Linked DNA regions of Homo sapiens: region 2 is linked to region 1. The links are chromatin contacts, found by Hi-C or POLR2A ChIA-PET in ENCODE. All regions are on one chromosome and are shown on one strand. The core of a region is the stretch at or near the end of the contact, and the rest is flanking DNA. Distances in the headings are between cores, read along the strand shown. Region 1 holds the start of CSGALNACT2 (chondroitin sulfate N-acetylgalactosaminyltransferase 2). Region 2 holds the start of NCOA4 (nuclear receptor coactivator 4).

Region 1 (7,781 bases), core at 1,572-4,071:
ATGGGGCTCATGGAGGAATAGGCCTTCAGAGAGGCAGCTGGCATCCTGGGGTCATAGGAGGGTTGTTGTGAAAGGGCAGGGATCTGGACAAGAGGAAGAGAAGTGTGGACAGATGTGTGGAAGGGAAGAGATCAGAAGGATAAGGGGGAGAAGAGGGAGAGCTGTATTAGGGAAGCAAATGGATGATAAGCAGAAGGATTTACTAGGAAAATGAGTCTAGGTTGTTGCTGCTTAAGTTTGCCAAATCGCTCATCAGCTTTAGCCAGAGTCTTTCAGGGAAGCACTTTTTGAATCAGAATATCATTTGGAGACCTCTGACTACCAATCAAAAAAGGCTGCTCATTGGGCCTAAGAAATCTTATTCTCTTTCGTTTCTAAGGCATCTCTCAAATGAGCAATTTTGTTCAAGTTAGATGTTCTCCAAATAAGATCTTCACCAAATCAACCTTGGTGAAGTTAATGCTTTTCAGAGATGGGCGTAAGGATTAGAATTGTTAGAGAGTATATGTAAGAAGCAGGAGTTTTTTCTGGAGGAGGAGATTTAAACTTAGACAACACCATGAATGCTGGCTGGTGAGGCTGGCGAGAAATGGAATGTTTGTGTCTCTCAGGACATGAAAGCGAGACGGAAGGAGAACCTCATTCAGTTTTACTGGAAACCCACAGCAAAGTTTCTCCAAGTAGAGGCCGGTGTGATGAGAACTGCTAAATCATGAGCTGCGAGGCTGGCTCAAACAAGAGGCTTATGAGCCCCATGCCTGTGTCCTTTCCTACGGTTTTCCTTCTTATGACAAGCAGCACTTTTTGACAGCACAACACTAAACACTAACACAAAATACAGTGAAAAGGGATAAAAAGAATGGCCTGATTCCACTAGAGATGCCAGACAAATGAGAATCAATAACAAAACCAGAGTACCAAACTGAGAATAAATAGCCAGAGACCTCCACGCAGAGTGAGGTGAGCCCTAGTGCTGACCACATCGGCGCACCTGATAGGCCGAGAACATGGAGGCATGAGGGGCCTCTGGGTGGCACAATGGGTGGAAGCCTGGGGACCTCAGGGACAAGCAGTACAGACTTACCATGGGATCACCAGGAAAACTGTGGAAACCAGCAAAGGCTATTTATTCACAACTTGCTATAGCAGGGGAATCAGCCAGCATCACTTACTTTTGGTAGAAATTTAAAAGGCCCGAAAGAGATGGGAAACTTTTATTGTTTTGTTTTGTTTAAGTATCAGATTGGAAATTATTGGCAGGAAATGTTTTTAATTACATTTTTCTGATATTAAACCCAACACAGTTGTACTTTAATATTTTCCCTAGGAGAACTACTTATTTTACAACTATATCCCAGTGTATCACCCATGATCAGCCACATAATTTGAATCATGCATTATCTTCTCTCCACATTCAAATTACATACATTTAGTATTTGGCTACTTAAAAAAAAATCATTAAAAAGTAACAATTTAAATCCATTGATGGGAGAACCTCAGTTAGTTTCAAAACAACAATTCTTGCCAGGCGGGGTGACTCACGCCTGTAATGCCAGCACTTTGGGAGGCCGAAGCTGGAAGATCGCTTGAGCCCAGGAGTTCAAGGCCAGCCTAGGCAACAGAGGGAGGCCCCATCTCTACCAAAAAAAATATTAACAATTAGCCGGGCATGGTGGCATGCACCTGTGGTCCCAGCTACTCGGGAGGCTGAGGCGAGAGGATCGCTGGAGTCGGAGGTGGGGAGGCTGCAGTGAACCGTGATCGCTCCACTGCACTCCAGCCTGGGCGACAGAGCGGGACCCTGTCTCAAAAAATAGATGAATAAATAAATAAAAACAATTATAATGGAAGTTTGGATAGGAATTTAAAACATGTGGCAACTAACCCTGACCCTGCGGCTTCAGTCTCCCCGCCGCTAGCTGAGGGCCGTGGCCGCTGCACAGAGGCTTGTGAGGATTCGGGGGTTCAGGCAGCGCCCGCCGCGCATCTGCCAGACGTGCGGCCACAGGGTAGGAGCAGTAAGAAGGATCCAGGGAAAAAAGTCCACGAATGAGAAAGGAAACCCAGCGTTTGTAGGGCTAGGAGAACAAAGAAAGAAAATGCTGGCGGCGGAGGGCGAGGCTCTGCGGTGCGTGGCAGATGGGAATTTGCTCGGTGGCGGCTCCTCTTTCTGGAGAGCTTCCCAGCGTCCCCTCCCCCGCCAGCCCGCGGTGACGCGCCCGGCACCCACCACAGCCGGCTCTCGGCGCCGTCGCGCCTTCGCTCGCCCGCTTAGGCCGTGCTCGCGGTGGCGTGGGAGACAGAGAGCCCAGGGAGGACCCTGGAACATGCAGTGGTATGGAAGACGCCTAAGAAAGGGCTTCTCTTTCCACTCACGAAAATCAGTGTGTGAGCTCGAAGCCATTTCCCAGCGTGTCCGCCTCAACTCCCTCATTCAACAGATGAGGAATTCCTCCAGGGAAATGCAGTGATGCGCTCACGGCTGCCGGCGGCCCAGCGCCAAGGGGCGCTCCACAGCCCCGCGGCCCGAAGCCCTCGACTCGGCTGCCACGCAGGCCCCGCGGCCCCGCTCGGACTCCCAGGATCGGCTTCCGAGCGGGACAGCGCTGCAGTCCACGAGTCCGGGCAGGGGCGCCTCCAGGCCGGAGCGGTTTCCTGCCTCGGGCACTCTGCTGTCTCCACAAACGGTTTTTGGAGGCACACACACGGATACTTTAAACACGTCGGTGATGAATCGGTACCCAGCTGCCAGTGGCGGAGCTTCCTGGGCGGGGCCGCGGGCGCGCGGCGGCTTCATTTCCTCGCGCGCGCCGGAAGTGGCCTCTCAGGCGCGGCGGCGCGCCCGGGGGTGGGTGGCTGAGGCGGCGGCGGGCCCAAGGCGTGAGGCGCCGCCCGGGTGTCCCCGCGGCGCAGGAGGCGGTGGAGCGCAGAGCGGGCGAGCGCGGTGAGTACCTGGCCCGGCCTCGCCCGCCGGTCCGCGACTCCCGCCGGCTCCGGCCCGGGCGGTGCGGGCGCCGGGGCTGCGGGCTCCTGTGTGGTCGGGTGGGGTCGCCTAGCGGACCGGTCCTGCGGGGGGCCCTGTCTCTCAGGGATGAGCCTGCCGGAGTCGGCACCGGTTTTAGGGAAAGCGCGGCCAGAGACGATTGGTTCGCTTGTCAGTGTTGGGTTTTGTTTTGTTTCGTTTTGTTTTTACCTATTCATCACCATCTCTGCTCCTCTCAGTGGATAAACTTTTTAATCAGTGGTGACCTCGTCATCGCGTTAAAATAGTTCTGCCCTCAGCCCCTCTTTATCTGTAGATGGCAGAGCGAGCGCCGGTAAAGATGCTCTGTCGTGGAGGGCTCAGTGGGGCGGAGGAGATGGGGAGCCTCTGGCGTTGTCGGAGAATGCACCTTAAAAATGACTCTACCCTTGAGCAACGCAGGAAGCACGACAGTGATACTTCTGTTTGTGATGATGGTATTGGCGGTATGATAGTTTGATTATACATCTGAAGCTTCTCTTCCTGAGTCCTTGGCTTGTTAAACTTGGAGGTATTTTCTAGCGTGCTTTTGAGATAGATATGGGATGTCGTGACGTTTCACCGTCATTCAAGGCTCGCGGGAGCAGGGCCTTCATGTCTGGTAATTAATGTTGTTTTTTGAATGTTGTATTAAAATAGTAGCTTCGATCTTGGAAGTAAGAAGCCAAGTATTTTAGGACTGAGTGTTAGCGTTCATTTTGTATTATTGTTCTTGTACCATTTGTTTAAAGTTGTCATGTAACTAAAAGAATGAAAAAAGATGGATTTCCAGTATTTGTGGCTCAGAGGATTTTGGCCTAAATAAACACAGTTCCAACCAGTTTAGAAGCTGCATTTTTCTCTTTGTTTTTGTCGAGGCATAAAATACATATGAAATCAATAAGAGCACGAATCTTAATTGTACAGCTCAATGAATTTTTACATACTTATTACCCTGTGGAACCACCAGATATATCAAATTATAACCATAGAACATTTCCATCATCCTATTTTCCTGTGCTTCTTCCAAGTCAGTTATATCCTTGTTTTCCCATCTGTATTCTAACTTCTCTTATCTGCTTTTAGTTTTCTCTGTTTTGAGCTTCATGTTAATGGAATCACGTAGTATTCTCAGCATATTGTTTGTGGGACACACCCATGCTATTTCATGGTATTGTATTATTACTGTGTAATAGTCTATTGAATAATATGTGACTACTCTTCAGTTGATGGACATTTATGTTCCCAATTTTTGTATATGATGTGTTTTGGATATTAAGAATACTGTGGGCCTGGCGTGGTGGCTCAGGCCTTTTATCCCAGCGCTTGGGGAGGCCGAGGCAGGTGGATCACTTGGTCAGGAGTTCGAGACCAGCCTGGCAAACATGGTGAAACCGCATCTCTACTAAAAATACAAAAATTAGCCAGGCGTGGTGGCGGGCGCCTGTAAGCCCAGCTACTTGGGAGGCTGAGGCGGGAGGTGGAGGTTGCAGTGAGCCGAGATCGTGCCACTGCACTCCAGCCTGGACGACAGAGCCTGACTCGGTCTCAAAAAGAAAAGAAAAAAAAAAGAGTACTGTGGACATTCTTGTAAATTAAATGTCTTGGTGAGCATCTGTATGCATTTCTGTCAGCTATAGAATGACTGAGTCATGGCATAAGCAGAAAATTACCAACATGGAGTCATTACCAACCATACCATTACCAACCAAAGGCAGAAAATTTAACCAACATGGAGTCATCTTTTTTTTAATGTAATAGAATTTGTTATTTTAACTAATATAACATTCAAGGTTGGTTTTAAAAAAGCATAACTATTATGAGTTCAAGACGTAAGTGATTCATTCATTACCATGTTATTATTTACCCTTTGAATTGCACATTTATGACTGTCTTCTGTCGGACTGTCATTGTTTGTTTAACTGTTAGACAAGTCTGTTAGAGCTGGTGAGGATCTGACTCTGAAGTTTAGCATAACATTTACTTAAGAACTGTATTACTCAAGTTAGTGGTTTTTTAGAGGAAATGAAATACCAAAAGGATATGACTGAAAGTGGATTGAAGAATCACGGGACTGCAAGTCAAAGAACTTACATTGTTATTGTCATGCTACACAAGCACTAGGTATAAGTGTAAAATTGAATTATAGGGCTAGTTACAAATGTGAATTCACAGCAGGAGTACAGTGATTTTCATATGGACTGAGATACTACTAGCACATTTATAATGTGAACACACAACAAAAATCACTAAACATTTGTGGGAAATCGGTAGCATCTAAGAGAAGCTTCAGACCAAACAAATACAGAACTAGGCACTGAAGCAGTGGAGCTAATGTAAGACAAAAGAAAGCTTTAAAGTAAGTATTAGTATCTTCAAATTTGTTAAGGTATTATGCCTACTGAACACATACAGGCTGCCATGAAAAAAAGCAATTGATTCTTGAATATTTAAACATGGAAAGTAGGAAAGGGCCAGGTGTGGTGGCTCATGCCTGTAATTCCAACACTTTGGAAGGCCGAGGCAGGAGGATCTCTGGATTCCAGGAGTTTGAGAGCAGCCTAGGCAACATAATGAGACCCTGTCTCTACAAATAATTTTTTTTTTTTTTGAGACGGAGTCTGGCTCTGTTGCCCAGGCTGGAGTGCAGTGGCGCCATCTCGGCTTACTGCGAGCTCCACCTCCCAGGTTCACGCCATTCTCCTGCCTCAGCCTCCCGAGTAGCTGGGACTACAGGCGCCCGCCACCATGCCCGGCTAATTTTTGTATTTTTAGTAGAGACGGGTTTCACCATGTTAGCCAGGATAGTCTTGATCTCCTGACCTCATGATCCACCTGCCTCAGCCTCCCAAAGTGTTGGGATTACAGGCGTGAGCCACCGCACCTGGCCACAAATCATTTTTAAAATTAGCAGTATGGTAGTGCACACCTGTCGTCCCAGCTGTTCAGGCAGTGGAGGCTGCCACTGCACTTCAGCCTGGCTGACAGTGAAACTGTCTCAAAAAAAAAAAAAAAAAAAAAAAAAAAGAAAGTGGGAAAGACTACCCATGACATGCAAAGTAGATCTAGAAGAGTCAATATACATCTAATAGGAGTTCCAGGAGGCATTAGAAATAGGAAAAGAAGAAATAACCACAGAGATAACAGAGATCGCGAAGGTAGGAGTGTCCAGGCACAGTCTTGGGCATCCTGAGCCAGGGAGAAATAAGTATCAGAGGACAAAGGACTGGCAAATATAGATCAACCCTTCCCTCTCTGGTCTGTTTCTTTGTCTGTACAGTGGGGACGAACAAGAAGTATGCCTTTTCTGAGAGCTTATGGAAAGATGTGTTAGGTTTGCTGACTGTTCCCCACTCTTCTTCCCTACCAGCTCACAGAAGGGATTGGGGTTGTGTGCCCTTATATGTTGTTTAACCTTTTTATCACATGTATTTATTTTGTGAAATTTTTAAAGTGTAAAAATTTTTTAGAAGTTAAAGCAGGGGTTGCCAGTATGGCTGGCTGCCTGTTTTAGTATAGCCTGTGATCTAAGACTGGCTTTTACACTTTTTATTTTTTTTATTTTGTATTTATTTATTTGTTTATTTATTTATTTATTTATTTTTGAGACAGAGTCTCACTCTGTTGCCCAGGCTGGAGTGCAGTGGCGTGATCTTGGCTCACTGCAACCTCTGTTTCCTGGGTTCAAGTGATTCTCCTGCCTCGGCTTCCTGAGTAGCTGGGATTACAGGTGCATGCCACCATGCCCGGCTAATTTTTAGTAGAGACGGGGTTTCACCGTGTTCCTCAGGCTGGTCTTGAACTCCTGACCTCGTGATCTGCCTGCCTCAGCCTCCCAAAGTGCTGGGATTACACGCATGAGCCACCGTGCCCAGCCCTATACTTTCTAATGCTTTGGGGAGAAAAAGAAAATAATGCTTCATGACCCATGAAAATTATATGAAGTTCAAATTTCAGTGTCCCTTGGAACACAACTATACTCATTCACTTACATATCATCTGTGACTGCTTTTGTGCTGCAAAGGCAGAATCAACTGGTTGTGACATTTACTGTCTGACCTAAAATATTTGCTGATTCCTGGTTTAGAGGTCAGAAATGGACTTATGCATATATAGGAATTTTGCTAATGATAAAGATGGCATTTCAAACTAGTGACAAGAGCATGGATTGCATGGTAAATGGCAAGAATTAGCTATCTATTTGAGGGAAAAATTACTTTTATTAGGATTACTTCAGGTAGGGAAGCTAAAATCAAGAAATAGGAAAAGATTGATAGATTTGAGTCTATTACCACCACCACCACCACCAACAAAACTTTGCTTAATAGGAAATAATATCTAACAGTTACTGAGCACTTATGCTTGTCATGTTTTACTTGAATAAGTGTTATAATTATACTCTAAGGTAGGTTCTGTAATTATTCCCACTTAACAGAGGAGGAAACTGAAGTTTACATATATTATGGAATTTGTCTGTAATGAAGAGTAGAAAACCATGATGCAGATCTTTGAATTCAGGCCATCTGGCTCCCAAGCCTATTGTGGACAAGACAAACTGAGAAAAAATATTTGCAACATGGTAACACCATTTTGTAGGTACTATCTACATCAGCACATAAAGATGTACCTAATTCCTTTAAAATATTCTGTTGTATAAATGTCTTCAGTTAATTTAACCTTTCCTCTATTGATGAACATTAAGTTGCTTATAATTTTATTTTGCTGTTACGTGTAACACTGATAAACATCCTATGTATGTGACTTTATATAGTAGTATGGA
Region 2 (7,781 bases), core at 3,652-6,151, 2.9 Mb after region 1:
TTTGGCCAATAGAGTTGGCTGCTCCCTCCTGCATTACCACTGTAATCTGTATGGGTTTCCGGCAGGACGCCTGTAACATATGTTACCCTATTGTTACATGCCTGCCTCCTTAGCCTGAGGGCTCCATGAGAGAAGAAACCATGTCTTATTTATGAATTAATAGCTTTGTACATCCTAATACTAAGCAGACAACCTGGTATCAGTACCTTGTCATTACCAACCGTTCACATTCTATGTGTGCCACTGAATCGACATAAAGAGAAAATGTCCCTGGCAATTGTACAATGCTTCACCCTAAATTCAACAGAGGCCTAAGACATTTTGGACAAACGGATGAATATATGATAAATTAATGTTTAGGTTCAGACTAGCCACAGTAAGTATGGTATAGTTCTGCTTTAAACATAGATAATCAACTTGATGTCCCACTAAGGCCTGTATTAATGCAGGAAGGTTTTTTCAGAGAAAGAAAATGTTTCTAGCACAACTATTACTTTTGGCTTTTTTCAAACAAGACAAAGCTGGCAAGGGTGTTGCCACTGAAAGTATGATCCCAGAATAAGTGCTGAGATAGTGTCTTTCCTGCTGCCAGAACCACAAAGCTCAGCTTCATGGATTCACACAAATAGCAGCAAGATTGTGGGTTAAAGGGGACACATTTACTGTATTTTACAGCCAACTCTGGATTTTTTCTTCAGAGTTGGCAGTACCACAGAAATTCTAACTGAATTTCAAGTTGAATATTGGGGGGACTATATTCAACTTGAAACTTCTTGCCATAATAGAGTCAAGGATAGGAAAATATGTTAACTTACCTACTATCACAGTAATAATGCCATTTTATCCTGATTTTATATGGCAAACACTTTGTGGTTCTCCCCATAGAAGCCAACAAGTGATAAAATATTAATATTTTCCCTCCTTTAAAGCCTAGAGGACTAACAATAATGCCAAAATAAAGCTCAAAACACACCTGAGATTATCTTCTTTTGAAAGCTGAAATTGTCTCAGTATTAAAAGACTTAACTTCTCACCCATGACCAAACTGACAACAAAACCTTTTAACCTATTTTGTGAGCTACTCACTACTTCACTGAACCAAACTGCCATATTTGTAGAGCACTTAGGTAATGCTGCATAAGAGGAATATTAAGCCCCAAAGGTGCCCCCAAACACACTGCTAACCCCAAAGAGGAACATCTTGATTAATCAAGCCAAGCAAAATTAGGGATGACAACTTGGGATAAGAATGACTAAGAGTGGTCCGGGCGCGGTGGCTCACGCCTGTAATCCCAAAACTTTGGAAGGCCGAGGCGGGCGGATCACGAGGTCAGGTCAGGAGATCAAGACCATCCTGGCTAACACGGTGAAACCCCATCTCTACTAAAAAACACAAAAAATTAGCTGGGCGTTGTGGCGGGTGCCTGTAGTCCCAGCTACTCGGGAGGCTGAGGCAGAAGAATGGCGTGAACCCGGAAGGCGGAGCTTGCAATGAGCGGAGATCGCCCACTGCACTCCAGCCTCCTGACAGAGCAAGACTCCGTCTCAAAAAAAAAAAAAAAAAAAAGAATGATTAAGACTTAAGACTGTAGTCATTCATATCAGAAGTTAAGCATTGCAATGTTATGATTTAACAATCAAAGAAGATAAGCTAAGGACAATATGGCAGCTCCTCTAACTGACATGCATGGAGATAGTATTAATGCCTACCAGCTAGAGCAAAAGTGGTCAACTGGGCCCCCATTCCAGCCTAGACCTCCACATTGTTCATGTGCGTTCTATGTTGAAGCAATGTGTCCAGACATAACTGTATGAAAACAAAGTCAAGATGAAAACCTTGGATGAAAATTTTAAAAGGACTAAAAAGTAGCAAGAAGAGTAATAAAAAATGCCATGGCCTTCTACAGTTCTTCCATGAAACTGAACTTAACCCAATGCATACATACTGGTTGGGTGGTCTGTTATCGACACTTTAGGCTTGCCTTTGCAACCTAACCAGTATGTGAACAGAGGCAGTGAATTCACTGCTGATTTCAGTACTGCTTGAGAAAGTGCTCTCTGAACCAGCAGCACATTCCACTGTATATCCTAAAGAGTGACAAATCTTCATTTTCTGAGGCTAGGTATACTTTCTTGGAAAGATCTGATGACTAATATATGTAAAGCACTTAAAATAGTGCCTGATGCACATTAAGAGCTATAGAAGTATTACCTATTTTTATTACTTTTAGTCAAAGAACAGGATATAACAAAGAAAGACATAAAGTTCATCAATTTCATTACCATCATCTCTCTCCAGGACTCTTGCAGAAACCTCATGACTGCTACCTACTCTTCCCCTCTACCCTTACTCTTCTCCTCCTGCTGCTCCTTTAGCTTAACAAGGATGCTTCTGCCTCAGGGCCCTTGCGCTTTCCTCCAGGTATCCTCGAGCCCAGGCCTTCACTTCCTTCAGGTGTCTGCTCAGAGGTCATCTTCTCATTGAGGCCATTCCTCACCATCTTTTATTTTTAAAAGTCTTGCCTCCAATCCCCCTTAATATGCTTTATTACTCTCCATAGTACTAACCACAGTCTGGCACGTAGCAACCATTTATTTTCTGATCTCCCTTCAGAAAACATACTAGAAGGTAAGTTCCACATGGCGGGGACTTTGTCTTTTTGTTCACTGTTGTATAGTAGGTGTTCAACAATTAATTACTGAGTAAATGAATTCAGTAAGTATTTACATCTAGTCTACTATGTGCCGAGCCTTTTTTTAAAAAACTCACTATCTCAATTAGCCCTCATTAAAGTGGCTATTATCATCACCATTAATTAAAAAAAAAAAAAAAGCAGACTTGACAAGGTTAAATATATTACCTACAGTCACAAACTCCCAAGTAGAAGAGCCAAGATTTAATCCCAGATCTGAGTCCAAAGTCCCTAACCACACCTGGTATGTTGAAGGAATCATTAAGTATTAAGGTATTATGTATTCATCCAACAACTATTTATTGAGTACCTAAACTGACACTACTGTGATAGTCCCTGAGAACACAATGGTGAGCTTGCCACCTAGAGGAGAACTCGTGTCATAGATTCACCAACCAAGCAGAAAATACTAATTCTTTGAAATAAGAGACTGAGTTCAAAGTCCATCAGCAGCAGCAATGACTGGCTCTGAATGCTAACACTATGTGAGGGAAAGTATTATAAAACACTAACTTAGGGACTCTCAACCGGGGGAGGGATATGTGTCAGGATATCCTATGGAGTTTTATGAAACCCCTACACCGGATCCTGAGATTCTGGCACAGCTATACTGATTTAATAAAAAAAAAAAAAAGGGGGGGGTGAGGGGTACTATGTAGTTCTAAAATATCTTCTCTCCCTTTGAGAAGGACATCTTCCTCCCCTTCCATAGCTCAACATGTTTTTCCATTTCCGAAATGCCTGTTTGCACAAAGGTAATAATGTAATTGTAGAGATTTATTTAGATAAAAACTACCACAAAACTTTCAAAGAGTAGGATTTTCCTTAGAGACCCAAGGACAAAGGCTCCCTGGAAGGCAGGAAAGGAGAAAATGAAAGGAACGTTATTGTGCTGGACTTTACATACATAATCTCATTTACTTATCTGAACAAATCTGCAAGCTAGCAAATCTTCAAATGAGAAAACCAAGTAAATTGCCTAAGCCACTGCATCCTTAGGGTAAGTCTTTCTCAAACGGTCTCAAGTACTTTAAAGTTTGGAAATGTCACACTAGGATCTCGGTATAAAAATGGGCCAACTATGACTTCCTGTGCCATCCTCATTCCAATAAGTAACTCAAGAGTCTCTATAAACTTAGTTCCAAATTACCAAGTGCGTGGTGGAAAGCTAAGTCCATCCAAAAGGCAATTACTGTGGTGAACCCGACCCTGATTAGAAAGTGACACAAAAAGGCACAGTTAAAAGTAAAAAAGCTCTGCCTTTGGGGTCAGATAAATTCAGCACTCTGACTTCTGTCATTCTACTTCTGCCATTCTTGATGGCATCATTCCATGTTAAATCCCGTGCCACGTAAGATTATGATTATTGTTTTCCCCACAACAAGAATTTAGTTCCATGAGAATTAGGTGTCCATTTTTTTCATTGCTATCCTCAACATCCTGAACATACAGGCACCAAATAAATGATTGCTGGTGGAATGAACCAATGAATGAGCAAGCCTTACTCTTCTCAGCTGTAAAACAGAGATAATCAAGCTACTTTTCGGGATTATTGGGAGAATTAAATGTGACAGTATGTGTTTGGCACACAGAGGGCCAAAAAAACCCAATATCTTCTTTGCATTTCCACCTGACAAGCTAGAAATGGATTATGTTCTGTGCCCGTCCGGCAAAACAGACCTCGCCTCGCCCCACATCCAAGCAAGAGGCGAGAGAAACAGGAAACTTGGAGCTGTCACACCTAAAGAGAGGGGAAGGCCGGCGGGGAGCAGGAGGTGTCCGAGCCGGGTGTGAGGAGGGTCGGGGAGGAAAGGACAGGCCCACGGCCGGGCACGAGGAGGGTCGGGGAGGAAAAGACAAGCCCGGGCCCGGCGTGTGGCGGGAAGGCGAGAACGTAGGCCCGGGCCCGGCGTGTGGCCGGAAGGGGAGAAGACAGGCCCGGGCCCGGCGGGCAGGCAGGAAGAGGTGCCCGGGCCTGGCGTGTGGAGGGGAGGGAAGGGAAGGAGAAGGCAGACCGGTCCCGGTGTCGGTCGGGTCGGGAAGGGGCGGACAAGCCCGGGCCCAGCGGGCCAGCGGTCATCGAGCCTCCACCCGGCCCACAGCGTTCTTACCAGGTCCGAGTGCCTCTCCAGGCGATCCGAGGAGACCTTGGGTGGACTGAGACACGGCCCCACACTAACCTACGGCCCAAAGGCAGAGTTCTCGCGACAACACAATCTTCCTCCCACACCTCTCGCCATACGTCTGACAGTCTCGCGAGATCTCCGCTCGGGTCAGCCAGAAGCCCTTGACTGCCCTCTAGGAGGCGCAGAGCGCAGGCGCACACTCCCTCCCCGCCCTTGCAGTGTCCTTTAGTCCTTCGTGAATAAATCGAAATTAAATGAAGCAAATGCTTTTTTGAAGGCAAATTTGGTGCCAAGGACCATCCTAAGTGATTCAGATGGCCTCACAAGGTAGATATTATTTAGTTTGAACATTCAGATGCAAAAATGAATATCGTAAGACACAAAAGGCCATATGTTGTATGATTCCACCTTTGCCACATTTGTTTTTCTAAGGATTGAGTTAATAGGCCGGGAGCAGTGGCTCACGCCTGTAATCCCAGCACGTTGGGGGCCGAGGCGGGCGAATCACGAGGTCGGAAGATGGAGAGCATCCTGGCTAACACGGTGAAACTCCTTCTCTACTAAAAATACAAAAAAATTAGCCAGGCGTGGTGGCTCGCGCGTATAGCCTCAGCTATTCGGGAGGCTGAGGCAGAACTGCCTGAACCTGGGAGGCAGAGGTTGCAGTGAGCCGAGATCGCTCCACTGCACTCCAGCCCGGGCGACAGAGCAAGACTCCGTCTCAAAAAAAAAAAAAAAAAAAATTGAGTAAATAAATAAATGGCAGAACCCAGATTCTTTTTTTCTTTTCTTTTTTCTTTGAGACAGGGTCTGACTCTGTCGCTCAGGCGCAGTGGCGCAATCTCGGCTTGCTGTAACCTCTGCCTCCTGTGTTCAAGCGATTCTCCTGCCTCAACCTGCTGAGTAGCTGGGATTACAGACATGCGCCATGATGCCCGGTTTTTAAATTTTTTTGTAGAGACAGGGTCTTGCTGTGTTACCCAGACTGGTCTCAAAGTCCTGGGCACAAGCGATCCTCCCACCTGATCTAGGATTACAAGCATGAGCCACCACGTCCAGCCTACAGCCCAGATTATAACCCACATTATTTACTTGTGACTAGATGTTAAATAGCACTTCTTTCTGTCTCAGTTTTGACAGAGGTCCTCCATACTCAGTTGCCAACTGCTTCCCCACATTCCGCAGCAAAGGAGGTGATCATAGCAGGGTTTTATGGATCTCATCCAAGAGTGACTCTGCTACAAGGGGCAAGGCAACCTCATTAGAAAACAATAGGAGACATAGATTACGATGCAGAAGCTAAGATAACAGTCATAGGCTGTGAGTGGAAGGGGAGCTGTGGAGAGAGAAGCCCACAAAAGTCCCATGAGGAAGTCAGCCTAGAACATGACCTCAGGCAGAAGGAGCCCTTAACTCTCCTGTCCCCCATTCCCTCTCAATTCAGATGCAGCCCCTGGAATGAGACTTTGTGTAACTCAAAATGTAACTCAGACCACTTTTTTAAATTATCTGAAGGTGAACAAGAAAGCTAAGGGACCTGTCTAGATTGCTCAACTGGCCCACATAGCATGTTTAAACAGATAGGGGACAGGGGAAAATAAAGCTCTTTATCAGTTGCCCACTGATTGTTCAACAGATGACTGTTTGCTCATTTCTGATCTGTCACGTACACACAGCTGAGTCCAAGCCCCAGGAGAACAGGGTTCTCTCCTGAAATCTCTCTGGTTCACTGCTGTATCCCCAGGTCTAGAGCACTGCCTGGCCCAGGTGCTCAGTACAGACCTGTTGAGTGAACAGATGTTCTTTAACACAGAAACAGTTAAAAGAGAATCAATGTTGTCGTTGTCTTAAGCCACTAAGTTTTCGGTGGTCTGTGTGTAGCAAGAGGTAGCTGATGCTGGGGCCTTGCACCCAGGCCACTCTCCATCTGCAAGGCAGAGCCCCTGGCCTTTAATTCCCCTCGGGCTGCATGTGGTCTTGGGGGCACTTTCTTCAGGCTTGTTCTAAGCTGTTTTACAGGCTTGTTCTAAGCTGTTTCTTGTTCTAAGCTGCTTTGACCTCAAGCAAACACAGAGGAATGTGGGGGACACATCATAGAAGACACTTCCTGATGAAGAGGAAGGAGGGATAAACAGGAACACCGTAAAGAAAAGAAGGGATCTAATTCCAGCTTGAAGACACACATTTTTTTCATCGTTCACCAGACAGCAGGACACGGGCAGCAGAGTGCAGACATCAGAAACAGTAAGAGTGGCAGTGGTCCCCTGAGTAAGGGATGCACAATGACCTATTATAGAGTTTAGGAAAAATAGAACTTTTATTCATATGTATTTTGTTTTGTTTTGTTTTGTTTGGGTTTGGGTTTGTTTGTTTGTTTGCTTGTTTTTTGAGACGGAGTCTCACTCTGTCACCCAGGCTGGAGTGCACTGATGTGATCTTGGCTCACTGCAACCTCCGCCTCCCGGGTTCAAGTGATTCTCCTGCCTCAGCCTCCCGAGTAGCTGGGACTACAGGTGCCTGCCACCACGCTAATTTTGTATTTCAGTGGAGACGGGGTTTCACTATGTTGGCCAGGCTGTTCTCGATCCCCTGACCTCAAATGATCCGCCTGCCTTGGCCTCCCAAAGTGCTGGGATTATAGGCATGAGCCACTGTGCCCGGCCATTCATATGTAGTTTTGTCTCCCTTTTTAAATGTTTTGTATTCTTTATAATGTGTATTAAATCAATGCATACATAAATTATAAATTAAAAGGACACACATATTCAAGTGTTTGCTCAAAAATCTTTTTACTGATAGGCATGGCTACACAATCATTGACTATTAGAGGCCAGAGGAGAATGAGGCCTGGCCTGGGAGCCCTGTGCCTACTAGAAGCACATTAGATTATCCATTCACTGACAGAACAGGTCTTTTTTGGGTCCTTCTTCTCCACCACGATATACTTGCAGTCCTCCTTCTT

The links. A loop is a pair of places that touch in the nucleus more often than their neighbours do. ChIA-PET counts read pairs that join two places held with the same protein, here RNA polymerase II (POLR2A). Pooled maps may share reads with other maps.
Region 2: a loop to region 1 is called in a map of CD8-positive, alpha-beta T cell, with 12 times the contacts of the local background. The contact joins the promoter of NCOA4 here to the promoter of CSGALNACT2 in region 1. A Hi-C loop is called at or near these places in 1 of 168 maps with a recorded cell type or tissue (CD8-positive, alpha-beta T cell) and 3 of 50 pooled maps. POLR2A ChIA-PET finds 5 or more read pairs at or near these places in 1 of 52 experiments (Panc1).

What each region holds. Positions count from the first base shown.
Region 1 is chr10:43,135,624-43,143,404 of GRCh38, forward strand. It overlaps CSGALNACT2 (chondroitin sulfate N-acetylgalactosaminyltransferase 2), which reads left to right and starts at 2,822. Exons shown (of 8, transcript NM_018590.5): 1 at 2,822-2,944. It overlaps CSGALNACT2-DT (CSGALNACT2 divergent transcript), which reads right to left and starts at 2,770. Exons shown (of 1, transcript NR_186456.1): 1 at 1,201-2,770. RefSeq lists silencers at 2,119-2,318, 2,449-2,508, 2,679-3,178, 3,289-3,358.
Region 2 is chr10:46,025,722-46,033,502 of GRCh38, forward strand. NCOA4 (nuclear receptor coactivator 4) reads right to left here and starts at 4,902. Exons shown (of 10, transcript NM_001145263.2): 1 at 4,805-4,902. It overlaps LOC105378287 (a long non-coding RNA gene), which reads left to right and starts at 5,054. Exons shown (of 3, transcript XR_945923.4): 1 at 5,054-5,146; 2 at 6,868-7,063. MSMB (microseminoprotein beta) reads right to left here. Exons shown (of 4, transcript NM_002443.4): 4 at 7,592-7,781. The coding sequence ends at 7,701. RefSeq lists a silencer at 4,428-4,517 and an enhancer at 4,878-4,947.